Regions from separate parts of the Homo sapiens genome. Here region 1 is linked to region 2. A link is an interaction called in ENCODE POLR2A ChIA-PET data of the cell type or tissue named here. Cell type or tissue: PC-9. All regions are shown on one strand.

Region 1 (5,000 bases), 140 kb after region 2:
GTAGAAAGATGACCCTGCTTTGGACCATTGAGCCGTGGTGAGGTCCTTCAGGTGGCCAGGCAGAGGCCAAAGCTGGGGATTCAGATGTGACAGCTTAAATCACAAGGTGGCTGCATGTTGCACAGGCCTCAGCACAGAGGGCTGACCTTCAGAGGACCCCTGCAGCTGGCGGGAGGGTGTGTGATGACACGGCTGAAGAGAGACAGTCAGAGGTCAGAGAGGGAAAAGTGGTGAGAGTAGACTGTTAGGAAGTTTCATGAGGGGAGCAGTGACCGCGCTGAATCCATTAGATCAGTGAGGAGACGGAAGAGAAGTCGGGTGTGAAAGCCTTTTTCCATGCTTAGTGCCGGGAGGTCTTCCCCGGAGCTAACAGCTAACGCTTTAGGGTTTGTAGGGGGGTGGTCCAATCTGGCTCCCTGCTGTGTGTGCAGTTCCCTTAAACCAGCTAATGGAGACACTATTTTACCCAGTTCTGTGGTCCCAAAGGGCAATCTCACTCTGCTAGCCAAAGAGGCTTGAGTTCAAAGCTGTTATGAAGGAAACCCTGTGTCTTAATCCTATTCTCTTCCTTCTAAATGGGTTTATATTTAGAGGCTTTGAATAGTTTATGAATTGAAAAAAAAAACAACAACAACAACAAAAAACCACTTTCCTGCACACCTCCTATGGGAGTGGCCAGCAACTGGTACAGTATGAGGACTGGCTCCTCCTCTGAAAACTCATTGGCCTGCTCATGTCACCTGGCTCATAGGGTCTTCTGAGGACACTGAGCCACTTACTGGCTGGCTTGAGACCTGGAACAAGTGAAGAGAGAAACACAGGCTTCCCAGTGGTCAGGCAAGCTAGCCAAGCTGTGCACTGGCCCCTTCCTGCCCCAAGTTCTGCCACCATGACTGTGCGGCTCAGCCCTCTTGATTAAAGACCGAAAAGAAATAAACAAATATCATAAGGAACAACTCTCCTCTGCACAATCTCCAAGTGGGGCCTACTTACATTTTTGTTTTTCCGGAACAGCGTTCTGGCTTCATTTAGTATGTACTGTTTTTCTTTGATGGTGTCTTCCATCTGCCCTGATGTCGCCTGCCATTTCCTCGCAAGCCTGAAAATGCTGCGGTAGAGGCCAAGGACTTCTTGTCGTGTTGCCGTTGTCATCTTCAGACCCACCAAAATAGAAGAGGGAAAATTTGCATAAAAATGCAACTTGACAGGAGGCACCAGGCAGATGTACAGTTTTTTTTTTTTTTTTTTGAGACGGAGTCTTGCTCTGTCGCCCAGGCTGTAGTGCAGTGGTGCAATCTCGGCTCACTGGAAGCTCCGCCTCCCGGGTTCACGCCATTCTCCTGCCTCAGCCGCCCGAGTAGCTGGGACTACAGGCGCCCGCCACCACGCCTGGCTAATTTTTTGTATTTTTAGTAGAGACAGGGTTTCACCGTGGTCTCGATCTCCTGACCTCGTGATCTGCCCGCCTCGGCCTCCCAAAGTGCTGGGATTACAAGCGTGAGCCACCGTGCCCAGCTGATGTACAGTTTTTTAATTAAGACCTTTAATTAGTCTAGAAATAATTGCTCTTTCTCAACAAATCTGTTGGGTAGCATTGCTGAAACCATCTAATAGAAACACCGTATCTCTCAACTGGCTTTGTAATTCATCCCGAGGTTGAGGGTTGCTTAACCACATCGTTTGCCATGGTGGCCACATTTATGAACACGGCAAAACCAAAGCTCACACTTATTATTCTTTAAGCCAGTCCAGTAAAATTATATTACTCACCTGAATGCCTAGGTGAAGGCATATTTTTGATAACTGAATTTTCTAGTTAAGGGAGAAATGGAATTTAATCCACTGGTTACAAACTCAAGTGCCTCTGCGGCCTGGCAGGTAATATAAATGAGAGGACTTGCTTGGATGGGGACAGTGGCCACCTGGACAGGAAATGCCCCCTTGAAAGGGAACAGTTGCCATTCAGCTCCAGCCAGCAGCTGCCATGTAGAAAGAAGTGCCTAGGAATGCCAGATTTCCTGATAGCTTAAAAATAGGTGGCAATCCAGATTTTAAAAATATGACATCTCAAAAAAACACACTAAGTCATTATTTTTGAAAATGTGAGGCCAGGCGTGGTGGCTCACGCCTGTAATCCTAGCACTCTGGGAGGCTGAGGCAAGTGGATTGCTTGACCTCGGGAGTTCAAGACTAGCCTGGGCAACATGGTGAAACCTTGTCTCTACTAAAATACAAAAAAAAAAAAAAAAAAATTAGCCAGGTGTGGCGGCATGTGCCTGTAGTCCCAGCTACTTGGGAGGCTGAGTCAGGAGAATTGCTTGAACCCCAGAGGCAGAGGTTGCAGTGAGCCAAGATTGCACCATTGCACTCCAGCCTGGGCAACAGAGTGAAACTCCGTCTCCAAAAAGAAAAAAAAAAAAAAAAAAAAAAGTGACGACTGTACAGGCCAAACAAAATGAGTCTGTAGGCTCAGTTCCACCCAGAGGTTGTCAGGTTGCAACCTCTCTTTTAGTCTGTCACAACCTTTTTGGAAATATTTCTCAAAATCGTTGGTCTACTTTCTTGTCCAATAAGTATAATTAAAAATCTTTCTGATGACTGGCCGGGTGCAGTGGCTCATGCCTGTTATCCCAGCACTTTGGGAGGCTGAGGTGGGTGGATCACGAGGTCAGGAGATTGAGACCATCCTGGCTAACACGGTGAAACCCCGTCTCTACTAAAAATACAAAAAATTAGCTGGGCGTTGTGGTGAGTGCCTATCGTCCCAGCTACTCAGAAGGCTGAGGCAGGAGAATGGTATGAACCCGGGAGGCGGAGCTTGCAGTAAGCTGAGATCCGGCCACTGCACTCCAGCCTGGGTGACAGAGCGAGACTCTGTCTCAAAAAAAAGAAAAAAAAAAAATCTTTCTGATGACTGAAGATCTCAAGGCCCCTCTGGGTTTTTAGTCTCAAACATCAGTTTTAATTTCAGAAGATGTGGCCAAGAGAGAACGGACGTAGGTATATTCTGTAAAGCTAATTGTATTTTTCAAAAGCATAATTCCCAGTATCTTTAAATTCTTATTACAAAATATTTCAGATACAAAAAGATATAGAGGCCAGGTACAGTGGCTCATGCCTGTAATCCCAGCAGTTTGGGAGGCCGAGGCAGGTGGATCACTTGAGGTAAGGAGTTCAAGACCAGCCTGGGCAACATGGTGAAACCCAGTCTCTACTAAAAATACAAAAATTAGCCAGGTGTGGTGGCAACCACCTGTAATCCCAGCTATTTGGAGGCTGAGGCACGAGAATCACCTGAACCCAGGAGGTGAAGGTTGCAGTGTGCCAAGATCACGCCACTGTATTCCAGCCTGGGCAACAGTGACTCTGTCTCCAAAAAAAAAAAAAAAACAAAGAAAAGATACTGAGACCAATATAATAGCCATACAGTTACAACAGACCTTAAAGAATAAATTATGTATCCAGTAGAAACCCCCACTGTACCCCTTCCAAATAACATTTCCCTTCCTCTCCTAGAAGGAATCACTATGCTGAATTTATTGTTTATTGTGCATATCTTTACACATAACATTTATAGTATTGCTTTGCAAGTTTTATTTATTTATTTAATTATTATTATTATTATTATTATTATTATTTTTGAGACAGAGTTTCGCTTTTGTTGCCCAGGCTGGAGTGCAATGGCGCAATCTCGGCTCACTGCAACCTCCGCCTCCCAGGTTCAAGTGATTATCCTGACTCAGCCTCCCAATTAGCTGGGATTACAGGTGCGCACCATCACGCCTGGCTAATTTCGTATTTTTAGTAGAGATGGGGTTTCACCATGTTGGTCAGGCTGGTCTCGAGCTCCTGACCTCAGATGATCCACCTGCCTCAGCCTCCCAAAGTGCTGGGATTACAGGCATGAGCCACCGCACCCCGCCTGCTTTGCAAGTTTAAAAAGTTTATAGGTAAGTTCTGCAATTTGCTTTATTTGCCCATAACATTCATAAGATTCATCCATGTTGTTACACATGGCTCTGGTTCATATATTCTCAGTGCTGCAATTCAGCCTGCTGTATGAAGATATCCCAATGTACTATCTATTTTGCTGATGGATATTAGGTGTTTCCTTTTTAAAAAAAATTATTTAAGGCCGGCTGGGCGCGGTGGCTCATGCCTGTAATCCCAGCACTTTGGGAAGCCAAGACAGGCAGATGACAAAGTCAGGAGATCAAGACCATCCTGGCTAACAAGGTGAAACCCCGTCTCTACTAAAAATACACAAAAAAAAATTAGCCGGGCATGGTGGTGGGCGCCTGTCCCAGCTAATCGGGAGGCTGAGGCAGGAGAATGGCGTGAACCCGGGAGGCGGAGCTGGCAGTGAGCCGAGATTGCGCCACTGCACTCTAGCCTGGGTGACAGAGTGAGACTCCATCTCAAAAAAAACAAAAAAAACCCAAAAATACCAACAAAAATTTATTTAAGGCCACGTGCAGTGGCTCATGCCTGTAATCCCAGCACTTTGGGAGGCTGGGACAGGCAGGTCACTTAAGCTCTGGAGTTTGAGACCCACCTCGGTAACATGTTTTTAACAAAACATTCATTTTGTAAAAAAATACAAAAATTGGACAGGGCTGATGGCATGTGCCTGTAGTCCTAGCTACTTGGGAGGCTGAGGTGGGAGGATCGTATGAGCCCGGGAGGCTAAAGTAAGCTGAGATTGCACTACAAGCCAAGACTGAGCCCCTGCACTCCAGCCTGGGTGACAGAGTGAGACCCCATCTCAAAAACAAACAAGCAAACCCCAACAACTTATTTAAAAACTTCAGGCTGGCTCCAGTGGCTCATTCCTATAATCCCAGTACTTTGGGAGGCTGAGATGGAAGGATCATTTGAGGCCAGGAGTTCAGGACCAGCCTGGGCAATATAAAGAGACCCTATCTCTATAAAAATGAAAAAACAAAGTATTTCAGCCCCCCCTCTCCTTTTTTCATAACTATTTACATTTCTATATCTAA
Region 2 (5,000 bases):
GAAGCCTTGTATGGCTATGAGTACCTGGGAAACTCCCCCCGGCTGGTGATCACACCCCTCACCGACCGCTGCTACAGGTACACTCTGGAGCTCCTAGATCTGAGGGGTGAACGGAGAACTCCAGGGGAAGAAGACTCTGGGGAGGAAAGTTAGGGATGTCTTGGGTTACCTTTACCCTTCACACTTCAGATTATTAGATTCTCCATAGTCCCAAAGATGGGCATGCAAACTAGGTCTTCAGGCTAGACATGAGAACCCAGTAGGAATTCTAGTGCAAATCAATGTATTTGAACCAACAAGTGGAATATTGGTGCACATCCGTGAACATGACACAGGACTTAACGTAGAGGGCTCTCCAATGGCAGGAATCAAGATGGTGCCTGGAGATCCTATGGCCATAAGATAGACAAGAAGTGAGGTCAAGAACGTAGCCAAGGGGTCTCTATGCTCTGCCAGCCAGTCTCATGAAAAAAGCTGGCCATTCTGTGCTCAGCAAAGTCCTCTGACATTTTCTGTGGAACTCAGCCTTTGAGATCGGGATTTTGTGAACTTGTCGGTTTTGTGATGTTTAGATGTTCTTTGCTTTTATATATTTCCTTACAGTGAGAGTTTTTTAGATTGTAAAACTAATACTTGGGAGTATTTTCTCCCTTCAAAATCCTCAACCACTTGTTTTTTATGGTCTATGATTTTTGCTCTTCATTCATTTATTTATTCCACTTATTATTCAACAACCATTTTTTGAGGTTTCCTGTGCACCATGCATGACCTCAAGAAACCCTAAATCTAACTGGGGGGTCGGGAGAGACATATTCAAATGATTACAAGATAGAGTGCTAAATGAAAACATAGAAACTCATACCATGGGCCATGGAACCACAGTTATTACATCATTCATTTCTAACATTTATCTTGCACCTATTACATGCCAGGAGCTGTATTAATTTACTGAGGTTATGAAATGGAATCAAATATGATTCCTGAACTTTAGAGTTCATAATCTAGCTGGGCATGGTGGCTCACGCCTGTAGTCTCAGCACTTTGGAAGGCCAAGGTGGGTGGATCACTTGATCCCAGAAGTTTGAGACCAACCCGCTTGGGCAACATGGCAAAATCCCATCTCTACAAAAAATATGAAAATTAACTGGGTGTGGTGGTGTGTGCCTGTAAGTCCCAGCTACTTGGGAGGCTGAGATGGGAGTATCACTTGGGCCCAGGAGGTCAAGGCTGCAGTGAGCTGTGACCATGCCTCTGCACTCCAGCCTGGGCGACAGAGTGAGAACCTGTCTCAAAAGAAAAAAAAGAATTCATAATCTAGTTGGAGAAATATATTTTAACCATTCCATTAGCACTGGTGATCTTTGGAATGTAGAGTTTATGAGTATTCTCACTTTTATTTGATTCATTTATATAGGTATGCATGTATTCATTTATTCATTCAAACAAATATTCATGGGTGCCACTCATGTGCTGGACACTGTGCTGGGCTCTGAGGTTACAATGCCGAGTAAAATACAGTGATATTGTATTGCTCATATAATTGGGAAAAATTTTAACTATTTGGTTGGTGCAAAAGTCATCGCGGCTTTTAGCATTACTTTCAATGGCAAAAACTGCAATCACTTTTGCACTAACCTAAATATTTGTATGAGTCAAAATAAATGAAAAGCCGGTTTCTTTCCTGTGTCTTAGACCTCAAGCACTGAAGTTCTATTTTCTTCCCCATAGGACACTGATGGGAGCTTTGAAGCTGAACCTTGGGGGTGCTCCAGAGGGTCCAGCTGGGACTGGCAAGACAGAAACCACCAAAGATTTGGCCAAAGCCTTGGCTAAGCAGGTAAGCAAATGCCATCTATCCCCTCCCTCTCTTCCAGGCCCTCTCTGCACCCCTCCTGTGGGAAGTAGGCATCAACTTTAAGATGGTTTAGCATTAACAGGCAGCATGGGCCCCAGCTCCTTCAAGCAGAGCAAGGAGAGAGGAGCCCACTGCTGTTGAATGGTGCGGGGTAATTCAGATGGGATGGAATCCACCCTGAATGATACCCACATCCTCCCTCTTTCTAGTGTGTGGTCTTCAACTGCTCCGATGGTTTGGATTACAAAGCTATGGGGAAGTTCTTCAAGGGGCTGGCACAGGCTGGAGCATGGGCGTGCTTTGATGAGTTCAACAGGATCGAGGTAACTCTGCCTCTAGGCTGCAGAACAAAGAAGCTGTGCATGGAGGGGCTTTTTTCTTGGCTCTGCACCCCTTAATAACAGGGCCTTATATCTCTTGTATGGCAGACACAAGAACCTCCAAAGCAGGTACTCAGTGAACTAAACAAAAGGACTCTCAAGGAGACAGATGCATGTTTTATACACATAGCCCCATCTCCCCATCATATTAATTCATTCACTTGCCCATAGTAGCTACTGAGCAGCTACTATACATCAGAGATTCTGCATAAGTTCATGCAACAGAGATGAGCATGAAATGGTTGTATAGCCAGGCACAGAGGCTCACACCTGTAATCCTGACACTTTGGGAGGCCAAGGTGGGAGGATCACTTGAGCCCAGGAGTCTGAGACCAGCCTGGGCAACACAGTTGAGACCCTGTCTCTACAAAAATAAAATAGCCTCAGCTATTCAAGAGGCTGAGGCAGGAGGATTGCTTGAGCCCAGGAGTTCGAGGCTGAAGTGAGCTTTGATGCCGCCACTGCATTCCAGCCTGGGTGAGAGTGAGACTTTGTCTCTTAAAAAAAAAAAAAGTCTTGGCTGAGCGCGGTGGCTCACACCTGTTATTTCAGCACTTTGGGAGGCCAAGGCAGGTGGATCATCTGAGGTCAGGAGTTCAAGACCAGCCTGGCCAACATGGTGAAACCCTGTCTCTACTAAAAATATAAAAATCAGCTGGGCATGGTGGTGAGTGCCTGTAACCCCAGCTACTCGGGAGGCTGAAGCAGGAGAATGGCTTGAACCTGGGAGGCGGAGGTTGCAATGAGCCAAGATCTAACCATTGCACTCCAGGCTGGGAGTGAAACTCTGTTTAAAAAAAAAAAAAAGGAGGGAGGAGCCAAGATGGCCGAATAGGAACAGCTCCGGTCTACAGCTCCCAGCGTGAGCGACGAAGAAGACGGGTGATTTCTGCATTTCCATCTGAGGTACCGGGTTCATCTCACTCGGGAGTGCCAGACAGTGGGCGCAGGTCAGTGGGTGCGTGCACCGTGCGCCAGCCGAAGCAGGGCGAGGCATTGCCTCACCTGGGAAGCGCAAGGGGTCAGGGAGTTCCCTTTCTGAGTCAAAGAAAGGGGTGACAGACGGCACCTGGAAAATCGGGTCACTCCCACCCGAATACTGCGCTTTTCTGATGGGCTTAAAAAACGGGGCACCACGAGATTATATCCTGCACCTGGCTCGGAGGGTCCTACGCCCACGGAGTCTCGCTGATTGCTAGCACAGCAGTCTGAGATCAAACTGCAAGACGGCAGCCTGGCTGGGGGAGGGGCGCCCGCCATTGCCCAGGCTTGATTAGGTAAACAAAGCAGCCTGGAAGCTCGAACTGGGTGGAGCCCACCACAGCTCAAGGAGGCCTGCCTGCCTCTGCAGGCTCCACCTCTGGGGGCAGGGCACAGACAAACAAAAAGACAGCAGTAACCTCTGCAGACTTAAATGTCCCTGTCTGACAGCTTTGAAGAGAGGAGTGGTTCTCACAGCAAGCAGCTGGAGATCTGAGAACGGGCAGACTGCTTCCTCAAGTGGGTCCCTGACCCCTGACCCCCGAGCAGCCTAACTGGGAGGCACCCCCCAGCAGGGGCACACTGACACCTCACACGGCAGGGTACTCCAACAGACCTGCAGCTGAGGGTCCTCTCTGTTAGAAGGAAAACTAACAAACAGAAAGGACATCCACACCAAAAACCCATCTGTACATCACCATCATCAAAGACCAAAAGTAGATAAAACCACAAAGATGGGGAAAAAACAGAACAGAAAAACTGGAAACTCTAAAAAGCAGAGCACCTCTCCTCCTCCAAAGGAACGCAGTTCCTCACCAGCAACGGAACAAAGCTGGATGGAGAATGGCTTTGACGAGCTGAGAGAAGAAGGCTTCAGACGATCAAATTACTCTGAGCTATGGGAGGACATTCAAACCAAAGGCAAAGAAGTTGAAAACTTTGAAAAAAATTTAGAAGAATGTATAACTAGAATAACCAATACAGAGAAGTGCTTAAAGGAGCTGATGGAGCTGAAAACCAAGGCTAGAGAACTACGTGAAGAATGCAGAAGCCTCAGGAGCCGGTGCGATCAACTGGAAGAAAGGGTATCAGCGATGGAAGATGAAATGAATGAAATGAAGCGAGAAGGGAAGTCTAGAGAAAAAAGAATAAAAAGAAATGAGCAAAGCCTCCAAGAAATATGGGACTATGTGAAAAGACCAAATCTACGTCTGATTGGTGTACCTGAAAGTGATGGGGAGAATGGAACCAAGTTGGAAAACACTCTGCAGGATATTATCCAGGAGAACTTCCCCAATCTAGCAAGGCAGGCCAACGTTCAGATTCAGGAAATACAGAGAATGCCACAAAGATACTCCTCGAGAAGAGCAACTCCAAGACACATAATTGTCAGATTCACCAAAGTTGAAATGAAGGAAAAAATGTTAAGGGCAGCCAGAGAGAAAGGTCGGGTTACCCTCAAAGGGAAGCGCGTCAGAGTAACAGCGGATCTCTCTGCAGAAACCCTACAAGCCAGAAGAGAGTGGGGGCCAATATTCAACATTCTTAAAGAAAAGAATTTTCAACCCAGAATTTCATATCCAGCCAAACTAAGCTTCATAAGTGAAGGAGAAATAAAATACTTTACAGACAAGCAAATGCTGAGAAATTTTGTCACCACCAGGCCTGCCTTACAAGAGCTCCTGAAGGAAGCACTAAACATGGAAAGGAACAACCGGTACCAGCCGCTGCGAAATCATGCCAAAATGTAAAGACCATCGAGACTAGGAAGAAACTGCATCAAC

Evidence for each region. Peaks named below come from ENCODE experiments on the same cell type or tissue, not always from the same donor. Only the 100,000 strongest peaks of a DNase experiment are listed, where the experiment ranks them.
Region 1: POLR2A ChIA-PET joins it to region 2 with 5 read pairs; 2 of 35 experiments call an interaction of 5 or more read pairs at or near these places.

Annotation. Positions count from the first base shown.
Region 1 is chr16:20,911,708-20,916,707 of GRCh38, reverse strand. LYRM1 (LYR motif containing 1) reads right to left here. Exons shown (of 4, transcript NM_001128302.3): 2 at 994-1,152. The coding sequence starts at 1,152. Among named protein-coding and RNA genes, the nearest start is that of LYRM1, 13 kb to the right of the region's middle. In PC-9, no CTCF peak of the experiment used is centred here; a DNase peak (open chromatin) is centred at 2,817; H3K4me3 peaks cover 1,060 bases; H3K27ac peaks cover 3,472 bases.
Region 2 is chr16:21,046,747-21,051,746 of GRCh38, reverse strand. DNAH3 (dynein axonemal heavy chain 3) reads left to right here. Exons shown (of 62, transcript NM_001347886.2): 29 at 1-77; 30 at 1,729-1,837; 31 at 2,065-2,178. Among named protein-coding and RNA genes, the nearest start is that of DNAH3, 100 kb to the left of the region's middle. RefSeq lists an enhancer at 3,353-3,925. In PC-9, no CTCF peak of the experiment used is centred here; no DNase peak of the experiment used is centred here; H3K4me3 peaks cover 637 bases.